2 separate regions of the Mus musculus genome follow, and region 1 is linked to region 2. The links are chromatin loops, found by intact Hi-C in ENCODE. Cell type or tissue: heart. All regions are shown on one strand.

Region 1 (8,000 bases), 670 kb before region 2:
AACAAAACACAACAGAACGTTTGCAGCTGGTTCTGCTGTGTTCCTAATTCGCCTTTGTAATATAACTATTGGTCTCTGACCTTAGATCAGAGGTTGGCAATTAGTTGAATGCTATCAAAAGTCTAACTAGATTATTTACATATTCAGAGGGTTAACTCAGAGACTAAGCAATAGCACCAGTAGACTACCTATATTCAGTCCTGGGCTGCTGCTGGCACTTAGGAAAAAGGACTTAAGTTACCAGTGAAAGACTGAAGCTCACTGTTACCGATTTAAGAATCAGTGCCCTTTGGGGAGCTAGTTTTGTTTAGGAAAACTTGAAATGTCTGTCTCCCAGTTGGAAAACTTGCCTTGCGTATACCCACCCAACTTAAGCCTTTAGGAAAAGACAAAATTAACAGGCCTGGATTTTAAGTATTAATATTGTGGCTGGGTTATATATGGGGTTGAGAGAATCTGGTATTTTGATTTACCCCATTCCATGTTTTTATAAAATATACAAAGAAGGTTTTATGAGAAGCTGGCTCGGAGTCCTGAACCTAAGACCATCTGAGTAAGTATGCTTAAGAAATCCACTGATAACTCTGAAACACGATCTGCTGACCCAAACCTAGAGGCAGGGATGCCCACAGGCTTGAGTGTACACAAGGGCTCATGGGAGAGCCACAAGACCCCGTGTGTCGATGCAGTCGGTTCTGGCCCACAGAGTAACGGGAGCGTGGGAAGCTAACCTGCCGCACAGAAATCGCATGACACTTCCTCTGCCTCCTCAGCAGCTGAACTCATCTGATGGAACCACAAACCCAAACCCATTCCACTCAGGGTTCCCGAAAACAAAGGCACCTGCTGGGAACTGCCTGCCCTTGGGGGGAAATGGAACTGATTTAAAAATTAAAAGCTGTGGTAGGGTTTGTCAACCTTCGGAAGGTTGTGTGCCTTATGCATTAGTAATGTATAGGTGAGAGTAATGTATAGGTGAGAGTAATGTATAGGTGAGAGTAATGTATAGGTGAGAGTAATGTATAGGTGAGAGTAATGTATAGATGAGAATAATGTTTGCTTTTTCCATGAAACATTCTAAAGGAAAATATTCTTTGCACTTCAGACCAGGTTCCAGGAGTGGACATTTTCAAAGATGTAGAATTTGTGGGAACTAGTGTGTGCTAGTCTCCGTGAGTTACACACACCAGGCACTTGAGGGGTCCCTGCAAATACTGTGACTGGCAGGAACATGGGCCAAAAGAGATAGGATTAGAGAAACTCGGGTTCACTTGATTTAGCCAGCGCTGATTGAAACTTCTGGAGCCTGACACCAAATGCTTTATTTTTTACATATTTAAACACAATAAAACTTAAAGAAAAGTTTTCTCATGACAGTTGTCCCAGCAAAGCTTTAGGCATGGCCACACCCAAACGCCTTTACAAAGTGCATCTCCTTAGCAAAGCACCTGTGACCTTTACATATAGAATGTGTTCTGTTGACTGACAAGCAGTGCTCAGGCCCTATGGGGAAGGGTTTATGATAAGCCCAAGGATAGATTCTATTGACTGAGAGACAATGCTCAGGATTCTAGGAGATTCTGGTGCAGGTTAGCATCAAAGACTAGCAAAAGATCACCAGATCAAACAGCATCCACTCCAACCTTCTGGTGAACAGCTGTCAGTTTCTTCCACTGAAGACCAAAGCCTGTGTGGTTAACAGTTCTCATTTCTCTAGTGCTTATTATGTGTGAGCACGTGGACCTCTTGCCCTGTACAAGGTTTCACGAATTAAAAACAAGTCAGACCGTACTTTCTCCTCTGTAATCGTATAGATACTGTGATCGTATAAATACTATAGAGATTTACTGCACATCAATCAGCATTTTAAAAACTGACCTCAAAATGTTAGATTTGTTTTTAGTATTTGTGTGTGTGTGTGTGTGTGTGTGTGTGTGTGTGTGTGTGTGTGTGTGTGTGTGCCTGTGGAAGTCAAAGGTGCCAGATGCCCTGGAGCTGGAATAAGCAGTTGTAAGCTGCCTGATGTGGGTGCTGGGAACCAAACCTGGGTCCCCTACAAGAGCAACCGAGCCATCTTAAGCACTGAGCCATCTTTCCAACCCTGGTGTCAATTTCAAGTCTCACTTAAACATGAGTTTGGAATTATCTTTTAATCCTAATCCTAAAACGCCAACATGTATGTACTATACATGTATGCACTACACACCAGGGAGGAAGAGAGCACATAACTAACATTCCAGGATAAACAACAAGCGTGGCGTTTCTTCCTGACAATCAGGTGGTCATCCTGAGTCCCACAGGAACACGAGAGAAAGGGGCCACAGGCCAGCCTAGGCTTTCAGCAGAGGCTTGCGATAATAGGAAGGGCTTCCCACGCCACACTTGGTCTTGCTTTGATGGTGCTTTTCTGTATTAAAACACACATCTGTCTTGCTATTTGAAAGGCAGAGGATACTGAGCTGAATTCTCACTTGTGCTCAGCGCGATGGCTCGAGCCTTCAATCCCAGTACTCGGGAGGCAGAGACAGTTGGATCTCCATAGGTTTGAGACCAGCCTGGTCTACATAATGAGTTCTAGGCTAGCCAAGGCTACATTGCAAGACCCTGTCTTAAAACAACAACAACAACAACAACAACAAAAAAAAAAAACCCCAAAAACAAAAAACAAAACCAAAGAAAACACAATTAACTGGTTACAACGTTAGGGGTTATCTTAAATCCTCAATTAAATCACAGTTTCGATCCAAGCTGTTTATGAAATGAAATGCAAGAACAGAGAGAGGACTGCTGGGGACCACAGTGCCTGGTTGGTTAAAATTATACTAAACAGCCATAGTAACAAAGCCAGCAAGATAAAGGCATAGAGCCAGATGTGTAGACCAATGGAACAGAAGAAAGAGCCTGGAAAAAAATGCACAAAGCTACAGACTCCCAACTTTTGACAAAGATGCTGAAACAAACACTAGAGAACAGACAGACAGACAGACAGCCTCCTTAACAAGTGGCACTGGGTATTTATGTGCAGAATGAAACTCCCACCTTGTAAAAAAAATTGATTCAAAGTGAATGAAAGTCGTTATATAATATAGACCGGAAACCCTGGAACAACTAGAGGAAACCAGGGAAGACATATCAAGAGCCAGGCATAAGCAAGCAAGCAAACAACAACAAAACAAAAAATGCCCAGTAGTTCCAGCGTTATACAAGAGCTGAACTTCAGAAGTGTTTGTAAGACAAAGGAAATAACAGAGGGGAAGTACAGCATACAGAATGGAGAAAAAGATGTACCAGCTTTCTAGCTGACAAAGGGTTAACATGTACAACATATGAAGGATGGTAAAATTAAGCACATCGAAGCAAATCATTCCATCAATACATGGACAGAAGAAATCAAGTATACAGTTCACAAGAGAAATCCAAACTGGGGGGGGGGGGGCTGAAGCAAATCTTAACCACTGAGATTTCACCTCCCCTGGCCAGAAAAGCGGTAGCAAAGAAATGGAGCAAATGCTAGAAAAAAATGCAGAGACTGGGGGGAAGTTCCTTAAGTGCTTCTTGCGGGGATGGGGACACTAATGAAATCAGTATGGCGTTGGCTCAAAGTGGGCTGAAGAGCTAGCTCCTGCCCTAAATGCAGGAGACCCTAGGTTAAAGCCTGGGCACTGCACGAACCAGATGTAGTGATGCACACATGGGACCCATCACAAAGGAGGCAGTTGTGAGAATTAGACGGTCAAGATCACCCTCGACTGTGCAGCAAGTTCAAAGCCACACTAGGTTGTGTGGGACCCTGTCTCAAATGTTTTAACATTTTAAAAATATTAAAAATATACCTACCATATAACTTCAGACTACTCGTAGGCACTCAAAGGAATCTAAGCCTACCACACAAATACCCACACATCCATGTTCATTGTGGCACTATTCACTATAGCCAAGATATATACTCAGCTTAGACGATAAACAAAGCAAATGCCATGGATGAATGCTGCTTCCTGACTCACTCTCTCTGGTTTCTACTCATCTAGCTTTCTTATACATCCCAGGCTTACCTGCCTAGGGGATGGTTCTGCCCACAGTGGTGTGGTCTTCGATATCAATCATCTCTTGAGAAATCCCACTAACACGGCCTCAGGATAATCTGATCTAGGTAATCCTCCAACTGGGACTCACTCAGATGGCTCTGGACTGTGTCAAACTGACAGCTAACGGCATCCAGGAATGACACTGATCAACAGATGGATGGAATTTTAAACATGTGATACTTATACACAATGGAGTTTTAGCCAGTTATTCAGAAGAACAAAATTCTGCCACTTTCAGGGACATTAGGAGATGTGATTGGAACTGGAAATTGTGTTAAGCAAAATGAGCCAGACCAAAAGGACAAATATCACAGGCTTTCACTCATGTAAAAATCTAGCTTTAGACCAGTAAATGGCATCAAAACAGAAGGGTGCTGGTTGGGAGGTGGACGGAGGCTACAGGGAAGAGGGCATGGGGGAGCAACCAGTATTGTGTATCTTGTCTTGTGGATGGAATCTAGACTTAACTATACATAAGAATATATATGGCACGAAAGTGGAGTAATTTCAGGGGTGAGAGGGACCAGGAGGAGGGGGAACAAGAGCAGGTTACGGGACGTGAACATAAGCAGAGTACAATGAGATGCATGCAGCTATGTAAACACCATTACGAGGTCTATTGCTCTGTATAATGAAAAGAATACAACGGAAAGGGGTGAACTTAGAGCAAAGGCATAACAGCGTTGTAACAAAGATCCTGGGTGCTGGTGGGTGTGTCAGCTTGGTGCAAGCTAGGGCCATCTGGGAAGAGAAATCTGTGAGGCATTGTCTTCATTAATACCAATGTGGGAGAGCTCAGTTCACTGGGGGATGGTGCCACCCCTGAGCAGGTGATCCCAGATTATATTAGAAAGCCAGGTGAACTAGCCATGAGGGCAAGCCAGCATGACATTTTTCTATAGCTTCTTGCTCCAGTGCCTGCCTCCGGGCCCCTGCTCCAGTGCCTGCCCCGGTGTCCCTCCATGATGTGGGAGCATAAGCCAAAGAAACCCTTTCCTCCCCGTACTTTTGGTCTTGAATTTTATCATATCAATGGATAGCAAACTAGGACATGGTGTCAAAATAGATTTCATTTTTACTTTTTTACATATGTATTTCAGAGCCTGCTCAATGGCTTGATGTGTTCCAAGCCAGAAGACCCCATAGAGTACTTGGAAACTTGTTTACAGAAAGTCAAGGAGCTAGGAGGCTGTGACAAGGTGAAGTGGGACACATTTGTCAGCCAGGAAAAGAAGACGTTACCGCCCCTAAATGGAGGACAATCACGGAGATCCTTCCTCCGAAATGGTAATGTGTGTGCGGGATGATGGGCATCTCACTGGAGAGCAAATCTCTTTAAAATACACCATGCGGACTGGAGAGAGTGCTTTTCATGACTAGGTTTATAAGTGTTTGGGGGAGGATTTATCTTTTCCTGCTACTACTTCTAATCACCCTCGATACGGAGAAGAAAGCAACACACCATTATCAGGCGATTTTCTGTAAATGTAATAAAAGTTTATATTGCTAAACTCATTATTTTGCAACATAAATTACATTTAAGAATGATGGTTGTATTTTTAACATTGCAAATAGGCTTTTCCCAAATACACAAGTTGAATGCAGATAAAATTAGTAGTTATTATGTAACAACTCAACACTTTTATATTAGTCAGAGTCTTGGCTTGCTAATACTGCTTCCAAGTACAGAGCACATATTAGTGTGTTTTCATAAGTGCATGGATGGTTTATCAGGGTTAATTTAATACAGATTCACTAAGCGACCATTGAATATAAAGGATTTATCATTTGAGTCAAAGACAAAAATAAACTGTTGACTGTCAGGAACAGTTGAGAAATGGAAGCTGTGGTGTGTGGAGCAGATTCACAGTTTTCTAATCTCATTTTCTTTTCTTCTTTTTTTTTAATTGGATATTTTCCTTAATTACTGTTCAAATGTTATCCCCTTCCCAGGTTTCCTTCCCTCCTCCCGTAAAACCCTATCACATCCTCCCTCCCCCCTCCCTGCTTCTATGAGGGCATTCCTCCACCCACCTACCCACTCCCACCTCCCCACCCTTGATTCACCCACACTGGGCACCTATCGAGCCTTCATAGGGCCAAGGGCCTCTCCTTCCACTGATGCATGACAAGGCCATCCTCTGCTACATATGCAGCTGGAGCCATGTGTACTCCTTGGTTGGTGGTTTAGTCCCTAGGAGTTCTGGGGGGTCTGGTTGGTTGATATTGTTGTTCTTCCTATGGATTGTAAACCCTTAAGCTCCTTCAGTTCTTTCTCTAACTCCTCTATTGGGGACCCCGCGCTCAATCCAATTGTTGGCTGCAAGCATCCACCTCTGTATTTGTAAGGCTCCGGCAGGGCCTCTCAGAAGACAACTATATCAGGCTCCTTTCAGCACACACTTGTTGGCATCCACAACAGTGTCTGGGTTTGGTAATTGTATATGGGATGGATCCCCAGGTGGGATAGTCACTGGATGGCCTTTCCTTCAGTCTCTGCTCCATACTTTATCTCCATATTTGCTCCTGTGAGTATTTTGTTCTCCTTCTAAGAAGGACCAAAGCACCCACACTTTGATCTTCCTTCTTCTTGAGCTTCATGTGGTCTGTGAATTGTATTTTGGTTATTTGGAGCTTTTGGGCTAATACCCACTTATCAGTGAGTGCATACCGTATGTGTTCTTTTGCATCCAATCTCATTTTCAAGTGTGTGTTTGTCAAAACCATGGGCTATTCAGCCTTCTCCATGGAATGAAGTTATGAGTATAATAGTCTGTAAATGAAGAATTAGCTCCAATCAGGGGAAGGTAAACTAATTCTTTTGCAGTGGCCAAGACAAGTATATTTTCAAATTTTAAATTATGTTCAAAAATTGTTGAACAAGGTTGGAAAAAATGGCTCAGTGATTGAGACTGCTGCCTACTCTTCCAGAGGACCTAGCTTCAGCTCCTAGCACTCATAACTGGCTGCTCACCATTGCCTAGATTTCCAGCTTCAGGGGATCTACTGCCCCCTTCTGGCCTCCACAGACACCTGCACTTACATGTGCCTACCACCCAACTCCTGACACACACATACACACATAAAGAAATAGTAAAATAAAATTTAAAAATATTGTCTCACAAAAGTTTCAGCCACACCAAGAGGTCGAAACAAACTTTCTTTGCAGTAAATAAAAGGAGGAAACGACTCTTGGTATGTGTGGCCACATCAGTTGGATTTTGTGACCCCAGTTAGATTTTATTTGAATATGGTGTGGGAAAAAGTCATGGTGTGCTAATATTTAAGAAGCTCAAGAAGAGAAGAGTAGAAATATCATTCCCTCAAAGACATCTCCAGAGAGAGAAGTTTCTTTCCTCGTGCACACAGGAGTGATGCTGCTGCTAATTATATTTTCTTTAATCATTGGACAATCCTCTCTATGGACTGTTCTCAAGAAAACATTACGCTTTGCTGTCCTGTACCTGGAATATATGCTAGGGAGATACAAAATATTTTTCTAAATTCATTTATTTTGTAATTACAAATTTTTATTTTATAAAGTGATTTGTACTTTTATCCTTTGTATTATTGTTTTGTTTTGTTTGTTTTGTTTTAAAATGCTGGGGATTTGGACTCAGGACTTCATGCAAGAAAGAAAAGCACTCTAGCAGCTGAGCTGTAGCTCTACCCCTTCCTAGATGTAAACTATACTTGGTGGAATAGATTGTTACATTCAAGTATATTTCTAACTGCCCCCATAAGCTTAAAGATTTCTAGAAATAGGATGATTCATAATTTTTGCAAACATATTGACAATGGTAGACAAACATACAGTTACCTTGACAAATTATTCTGTGACATGAAATATTTCATCATCTAGGTGAGTCACTTAAATGAAAATACCATAAAGCAATGGCAAACAATTGGCAGACA
Region 2 (8,000 bases):
AACTCATAAATCTGAGTCTTAACATGTTTCTAAACACTGAACCATCAAAGTCACAAATTCAGAATGGTGAATATGAAGCTACAAAAATACTTGTTGTTTCCCACCCAAGATTATTCTGAGAATTAGGGAATACAGGGAATTAGGCCTTGGTGATTGTAAACACCAGTTAGAGCCCAGTCAGTCACCAGTGAAGGCAAACTGTGTTTATTTAGGAGTTAGACCCTGTGTGAGTATGCAAACGCTAAGGGTATGAAGATTTGCTAGGGAGTGTCAACACCGTGAACCAGTCAGTGCTTCTAAAGCTTTGGGGCTGAAAACTGTCACATACATGCATCCATTGCAGGAGGAGAGCAAAGTGGAGCTCATGGAAATGCCCCCTGGGAGGTGAGGTGGAGGCGCTGCGCCTGAGACTGATGGAGGTGAGAGGGGCAGGTGGTTTGGAAGACAAGCTCGAGGTGAAGGGAAGCCTGAAGTATTAGCTGGCTTCACCGTGGGACTGATTTCTCAAATCCATGCTGCCTGCACCAGGTCTAACTTCTAATTCTGCGCAGCTTCCATTTCCCGTATTCCATTAGAAAGAAGAGTAGTTCAGTTAAGTCAATCCAACACCACACCCATTTGTAAACTTGTCATTTATGTCTTTTAACTAAGGTCAACGTCTAAATAGATCCAACTATGTTTAATATCCAGATAGATACAATAGCAAAACTACCCTTTTGGTTAGCATAGTACGCACCTTCCTCAGAGAATCAAAAGCACAGAATCATAGCACACTTACACCTAGCAGAGTATGCACAACACCCTGCTTTATCTTTGGGTGGTGGTCTCTCCTCTTATGTGAAACACATTTCTTTGATACCCCATACTAAGTATTCAAAGGCACCCAACGGAGCTGTTAGCCAGTAGCTCCAGAGTGATGGGAAAGCCTGACTGTTGGACTCTGTGCCATGAGCCCACTGACAGACTGCAAACTCTGGGTCATTAGGTGGGCTTTATAAGCAGAAGCAGCACGGCACGGAGCATAATGATGATGAATATGACATTCTTCATCCATAGATTGACAAGAACACAGGGAAAGGAAAGGCAAACCCATAATCAGCGGGTGTCGTAGTCAGGGTTTCTATTCCTGGACATAACATCATGACCAAGAAGCAAGCTGGGGAGGAAAGGGTTTATTCAGCTTACACTTCCACATTGCTGTTCATCACTGAAAGAAGTCAGGACTGGAACTCAAGCAGGTCAGGGAGCAGGAGCTGATGCAGAGGCCATGGAGAGATGTTCTTTACTGGCTTGCTTCCCCTGGCTTGCTCAGCCTGCTCTCTTATAGAACCAAGACTACCAGCCCAGGGATGGTCCCACCCACAAGGAGCCTTTCCCCCTTGATCACTAATTGAGAAAATGCCTTACAGTTGGATCTCATGGAGGCATTTCCTCAACTGAAGCTCCTTTCTCTGTGATAACTCCAGCTGTGTCAAGTTGACACAAAACTAGCCAGTACAGAGGGCCTGCCTTGTGAGGACAGAGTTCTTGCCTTTGCTTGCTTGATGACTGCACAGGGGATTTTTGCTCTGGCGTTGCTTCACTTTCTCCTCCTTTTGTTGCTATGGTTTTCATGTCATAGTTAAGAATCATTTCCAGGACTGATAAACAAAATGTGATATGTGTATACATGTGAATAACTATTCAGCAATCCAAGGGAATCCCATAGGCGGACAAAATTGAAGGAAATGGCATGTGAAATATAGTTCAAGAAGACAACTATTGTACAGTCTCATTTAGGTCTGAAATGAAAAGAGTCAAAGTTATACAGAAAGTATTTGCTTCAGTTTCAGAAGTTGGGGAAATGGGAAGACGTTGGTCAGAGAGTACAAATGTTTAGCCACAAATACAAGTTCTAAAATCTAATGCCCAGCATAGTGACAGTGGTCAACAGCATGTTACTCATGAAATTGTCAAGATGAGCCAGTTGGTGGTGGCATACACCTCTAATTCCACCAAGATCAGAAGCAGGTGGATCTCTGGGTTAGTTTACAAAGCAAGTTCAAGAACAGTCAGGGCCGCACAGAGAAACACTGTCTCAGAAAAAGAAAAAAACCCAACAAAACAAAGAGTCAAAAAGAATTGGCAAGATGGTATATTTTAAGTTGTCTCATCCCTGTCCATGTACAATATCATAGCAGTGACTGATAGTGGTTGTACTGGATGACTGGATTTTAAAAATTATGATGGTCTGATCTCCATTGTTAACTTGATTGACATTAGCATTTCTAAGACTGGCCAGAAAAAAAAAGGAAATACAAATTGTGAGTATCAAGCAAGGAAGAAAGGAAATCAATACTGGATTTATAGACATTGTAAATAATTTTATAGCAATATATGAAAAACCTTAGATAAGAAGCCCACACATTTGAAGACATAGTTGTAAATTACATATCTGATAAATCCCTTATATATCTGATAAAGCACATATAAATACAACAGCTTTCATTTCAACAATAAAAAGACAACTTAGTTAAAAAATAGGAAAAGGATTAGAATACAAAAAGAAAATATTAAAGTCCTATCATGGTTAATAAACATAGGAAAAGATAACCATCTTCGTTAGTCATTAGAGAAATGCAAATTTAACCAAAAGGATGCTCTAGTTGGTAACCAGGGTGAAGGCCATCATAAAAGAGGGGTGATAACTGATGCTGAGGACTAGCCCACAAGGAAAGGAGAGATTGAAACGCTGACCCTTGTTGGTGGCAGTGATGCTACTGGCTTTGAGCTATGTGTGCTGGTGACACTGCCAGGACTCTACTGTACAAGGTGCAGCAATGTTAGAAAATAGCCTCGTATTTCCTGAAAATGCTAAGCCCTGGCATCCATTCCCACATCTGCCAACATTTAATCATGACCACTGGAGTCCTCTGAGTGATTTGTCCAAATCTGTGGAAAACCTCCGGAGGTCAGTTCAGTCCAAGGAGGTTGAATTTCAGATCTGGAGTCTCATTTAAATGCCAATTATATGAAGTCTAAAAAAAATTGGAAATTCATAAAATATGGCAAAATATGAATCAAGAAGATGAAGCCATCTCTGGAAACTTAGTTGTTTTCCATGTTCATTCCAACGAGAAATGGGATCACACAGTCTGGGTATGTGCTGGCACTAGACTCTAAAATAGAGTGAAAAGTATGCAAGGGCAAGTTGGCTCTGTGATGTCAGAAGTAACTATGGAAACCAGTCTGTGTCTGAAAAGAAAAAGTTCTCAGCTTCCTTTATGGGCCTGCCACTGTTTCCTTTGACAGAGTTGATCTTTGTTTCTGTTGCTCTCATAACTGTTGTTGGAAGTAGGGTTTCATCATGCCATGAAATATTTTTCATATTAAAAGTAAGGAAACTAAAATTTTGCATCACATAATTATAACTATAATATGAAGGAGACTCAAAAATGAATGAAAAATACCATATAATAACTTAAACCAGAATCCACACACACACACACACACACACACACACACACACACAAACACACACACATATGTATTTAACCATGATATCAACTTCAGATTTGTTAATTTCTTTTAAAATAGAGTAGAAAGTTAAAACTTCCTTAAGAAGATTTGTTTTGGGTATCTGAGAGATGACTCAGTGGCTGTACTTTCAGAGGACCTGGGTTCAGTTTCCAGCACCTACATATCGTCTCACAACTGCAGTCCCAGCATCCTCTTCTGGACTTTGCAGGTAACAGGCACATAAATGGAGCACAGACCTACATGCAGGCAAAACACCTACACACATAAAAGTAAATATTCAAAAATGACTTAATTGATTATTTGATTTATGTGTCTGTGCATGCCATGTCTGAGCAGATGAGTATTGAGACCGGAAGAGGCTGTTTGATCTCCTGGAAGTACCATGATATAAATGCTGGGAGCTGAACCCATTTATCCAAAAGAGCAGTAAGTGCTCTTAACTGATGAACCTTCTCTCTGGACCCCTTACACTTTTTAAAAAATTAATAAAAGCAATTATCTTATTTAACAGACAGTTCCTGTTAGAATGCAGTGGTTATGTTTATAAGTAATTTTATGGATGTAGTGTTGATCATTTGAATTTTTTAGTTGGACTGAATTATTTAGAATTAAAGGTTTGTTTACAACATGTTTCAAACACTCTCTAGAATTTTTTACTTTCTAGAGGCTTGGAATCACATATGTGCTCCAGTTTTGAGCAAGTTTTAAAGTGAGATATAGCACAATGCCCAAGACTTAAACACACTTATTTTTGCAGAACATTTGTGCTTATGGGTACAGTAAAACAGCGTATTCCACAGTGGATGCTAGCCGAGTGTTCTCTCTTTGTACCATTTAAGATAAAAAACAGTTAATAGTGAATAGCCACACATAAAGAAGACTAGCCAGGTCAGCGTGAGATTCTTTATAGAAAGAGTCAAGGTTTTGGAAAATTCCCATGTCCTGCTTGAGAGATTGTTGCAATGTGATGCAAAAAGGAAAAAAATAAAATGTATTCCTAAATGAATGGAAGGCAAAAACCTTTTCTGAGATCTCCTTTGGAAGAGATTAATGTGTTACCAAAAGTAAAACATGAGGTGTTTCGAGTGCTCTTCTAGAGGAATTTACAGCTCAGTCGATGAGTTCTTGGCTTGTGTAAGGCCCAGGGTTCAAACCACAGCACCACAAAAGCAGAAGAAAAGGACAAAGGAATGTACTTCTGAAGGTTATTAAAAAATATTTCCCAAAGCAAACGTGTAATACTAAATAAATATTTAATTTCTTAGCAAACAAATCACAAAGCCATCTAGGAGCAATTAAGCTCCAATTGTGCACACAAATAACAAAATCAGAAATGCATGCATTTTAATTTCAAAAATTGATCTTCATAAGAGTCTTTATACCCTGCCTTCATAAGAGTTTTTATTGCTGTGAAGAGACACCATGGCCACTGTAACTCTTATAAAGGAAAACATTTCCTTGGGGCTGGCTTACAGTTCAGAGGTTTAGTGATTATTGTCATGGCAGGAAGCCTGGCAGCATGCAGGCAGACATGGTGCTGGAGAAGCAGCTGGGAGTTCTACTTGATCTTGATCTGAAGGCAGGCAGAGACTGAGAGCCACTAGGCACAGCTTGAGCTTAGGAGACATCAAAGCCCACCACCACAGTGACACACTTCCTCAAACAAGGCCAAACCTCTTAATAGTGCTACTCCCTATGGTCCAAGCATTCAAGCACTTGAGCCTGTGGGGCCATGGCTATTCAAACGTCCACATCCCCATCCATGTGAGCTCAGCTTTTGTTCCCATCTACACATCTCTTCCCTGTTTCTCTTCTTTTTATTGCTTTCTCTTTCCTTCCTTTTCCAACCAGCTCCTCTAGTTCTTCTCTCTTGTCTTCATTTTCTTTCTTTTTTTCTATCACCTTCATTTATCTTCCTTCCTTCCTTCCTTCCTGTTCACAATTGAGAGTTAATCTTGTTAGATTTTTCCTTCGATCAGTATGAAGTGCCCTTCCTTATCGTTTTTGATAACTTTTGGTTGAACGTTGATTTTATTCTATATTAGAATAGCTACTCCAGCTTGTTTCTTGGAACCATTTGCTTGGAAAATTGTTTTCCAATCTTTTACACTGAGTCTGTCTTTGTCACTGAGGTGGGTTTTCTGTACGAAGCAAAGTGTTGGGTCCTGTTTTCATATCCAATCTGTTAGTCTATGTCTTTTTTTGGGGGGGAACTGAGTCCATTGATGTTAAGAGATATTAAGGAATAGTGATTGTTACTTTCTGTTATTTTTATTGTTAGAGGTGGAATTATGTTTGTGTGGCTATCTTCTTTTGGTTATGTTGAAAGATTACTTTCTTGCCTTTTTCTGGGATGTAGTTTCTCTCCTTCTGTTGGTATTTTCCATCTCTTATCCTTTGTAGGGCTGAATTCGTGGAAAGATACTGTGTGAATTTGGTTTTATCATGGAATACTTTGGTTTCTCCATCTATGGTAATTGAGAGTTTTGCTGGGCATAGTAGCCTGGACTGTTATTTGTGTTCTCTTAGGGTCTGTATAACATCTGCCCAGGATCTTCTAGCTTTCATAGTTTCTGGTGAGAAGTCTGGTGCAATTCTGATAGGTATGCATTTATATGTTACTTGACTTTTTCCCTACTGCTGTTAATATTCTTTCTTTGTTTAGTGTATTTGGTGTTTTGATTATTATGTGACAGGAGGAATTTTTTTCTCTGGTTGAGTCTATTTGGAGTTCTGTAGGCTTCTTGTATGTTCATGGGCATCTCTTTCTTTAGGTAAAGGAAGTTTTCTTCTATAATTTTGTTGAAGATATTTGCTGGCCCTTTAAGTTGAAAATCTTCATTCTCATCTACTCCTATTATCCTTAGGTTTGGTCTTCTCATTGTGTCTTGGATTTCCTGGATGTTTTGGGTTAGGATCTTTTTGCATTTTGCATTTTCTTTGATTGTTGTGTCCATGTTCTCTATGGAATCTTCTGCACCTGATATTCTCTCTTTCATCTCTTGTATTCTGTTGCTGATGCTTGCATCTGTTTCCTGATTTCTTTCCTAGGGTTTCTATCTCCAGAGTTGTCTCCCTTTGGGTTTTCTTCATTGTTTCTACTTCCATTTTTAGATCTTAGATGGTCTTGTTCATCCATCACCTGTTTGGATGTGTTTTCATGTGATTCTTTAAGTGATTTTTGTGTTTCTTCTTTAAGGACATCTACCTGTTTAGCAGTGTTTTCCTGTAATTCCTTTAGGGATTTTTTTGTGCTTCCTCTTTAAGGGCTTCTTCCTGTTTAGCAGTGTTCTGTATTTCTTTAAGTGAATTATTAATGCCCTTCTTAAAATAGAGGTACCAGCATCATGAGATATGATTTTAAATTTGAATCATGCTTTTCAGGTGTATTGGGGGTATTCAGGACTTGCTGTGGTAGGAGTATTGGGTTCTGATGATGCCCAGTGGTCTTAGTTTCTGTTAGTAAGATTCTTTCATTTGCTTTTCACCATCTGGTAATCTCTGGTGTTAAATATTCTAGCTGTCTCTGGCTGGAGCTTGTTCCTCCTGTGATTCTGTTAGCCTCTGTCAGCACTCCTGGGAGTCCAACTCTCTTCTGAGTCCCAGTGGTCAGAGCGCTCTCTGCAGGCAAGCTCTCCTCTTGCAGGGAAGGTGCACAGAAGTCTGGAGCTCAGATCCACCTCCTGATTCCTGGGGTCAGAGCCCTCCCTGGAGGCCAACTCTTTTCTGGCAGGGAAGTTGTCCAGGGGTCTGGGTCTCAGCTCTGTCTCCTGGCTGAGGATGAAGGCCTGAAGGGACCCTGTCCAAGAAGCTCTGTTGCTTCTGGTGTCCATGTGCTCTCCTGCATAGACTGATCTCAGTGATTCAAAGATTCTGGGTGTGCTAGGGCCTGCCTTTGTCCTTTGACCCTGTTGCTGCTAGCACAAGACCCTCTGGTTTTTTTGGAACTGATGTTGTGTTTCACTTACCAGTGATCTCAAGATCCCCAGTGTGCTAGGGTGCCTGCAGCGTGGAGAGTCCTCTGGGAAGCTTGGGACCTTCTGCTGAGCTCGTGCCCAAGATGGGATCTGTATTGTTTTTCTTAACAGCCGTATTAATTTACACTCTTACCTGGAAGGTATAATGGTTCCTTTATCTACACATCTTTGTCTGCATTTTATTTTTCATATGATACTTCATTGTGGTATTGAGTGGCATTTCCCTGGCCAGTTATACTATGTGATGCTAAAAAGCTTCCTTGGTCTTGTCTAGTTGAGTTCTTGTCTTAGTTAATTTCTATTACTGTGAAGAGAGACTGTGACCATGACAATTTGTATAAAGGAAAATATTTAATTGGAATTTTTTGAAACCTTGTTCAGAGGTTTAGTCCATTGTAATCACGATAGAAATCATGGCGGCATGCAGGCAGACATGGTGCTGGACAGGTTGCTGAGAGTTCTGTATCTAGATCTGCAGGCAGCAGGCACAAAGTGGATAAGTGA

Evidence for each region. Peaks named below come from ENCODE experiments on the same cell type or tissue, not always from the same donor. Only the 100,000 strongest peaks of a DNase experiment are listed, where the experiment ranks them.
Region 1: a loop joins it to region 2, with 18 times the contacts of the local background. A loop is called at or near these places in 5 of 42 quality-filtered maps.

What each region holds. Positions count from the first base shown.
Region 1 is chr3:152,657,888-152,665,887 of GRCm38, reverse strand. It overlaps Ak5 (adenylate kinase 5), which reads left to right. Exons shown (of 14, transcript NM_001081277.2): 2 at 5,186-5,372. Among named protein-coding and RNA genes, the nearest start is that of AI115009, 5.0 kb to the left of the region's middle. In heart, no CTCF peak of the experiment used is centred here; no DNase peak of the experiment used is centred here; H3K27me3 peaks cover 1,564 bases.
Region 2 is chr3:151,983,614-151,991,613 of GRCm38, reverse strand. It overlaps Gm31739 (predicted gene, 31739), which reads right to left and starts at 3,170. Exons shown (of 3, transcript NR_166109.1): 1 at 2,737-3,170; 2 at 1,408-1,781. In heart, no CTCF peak of the experiment used is centred here; no DNase peak of the experiment used is centred here.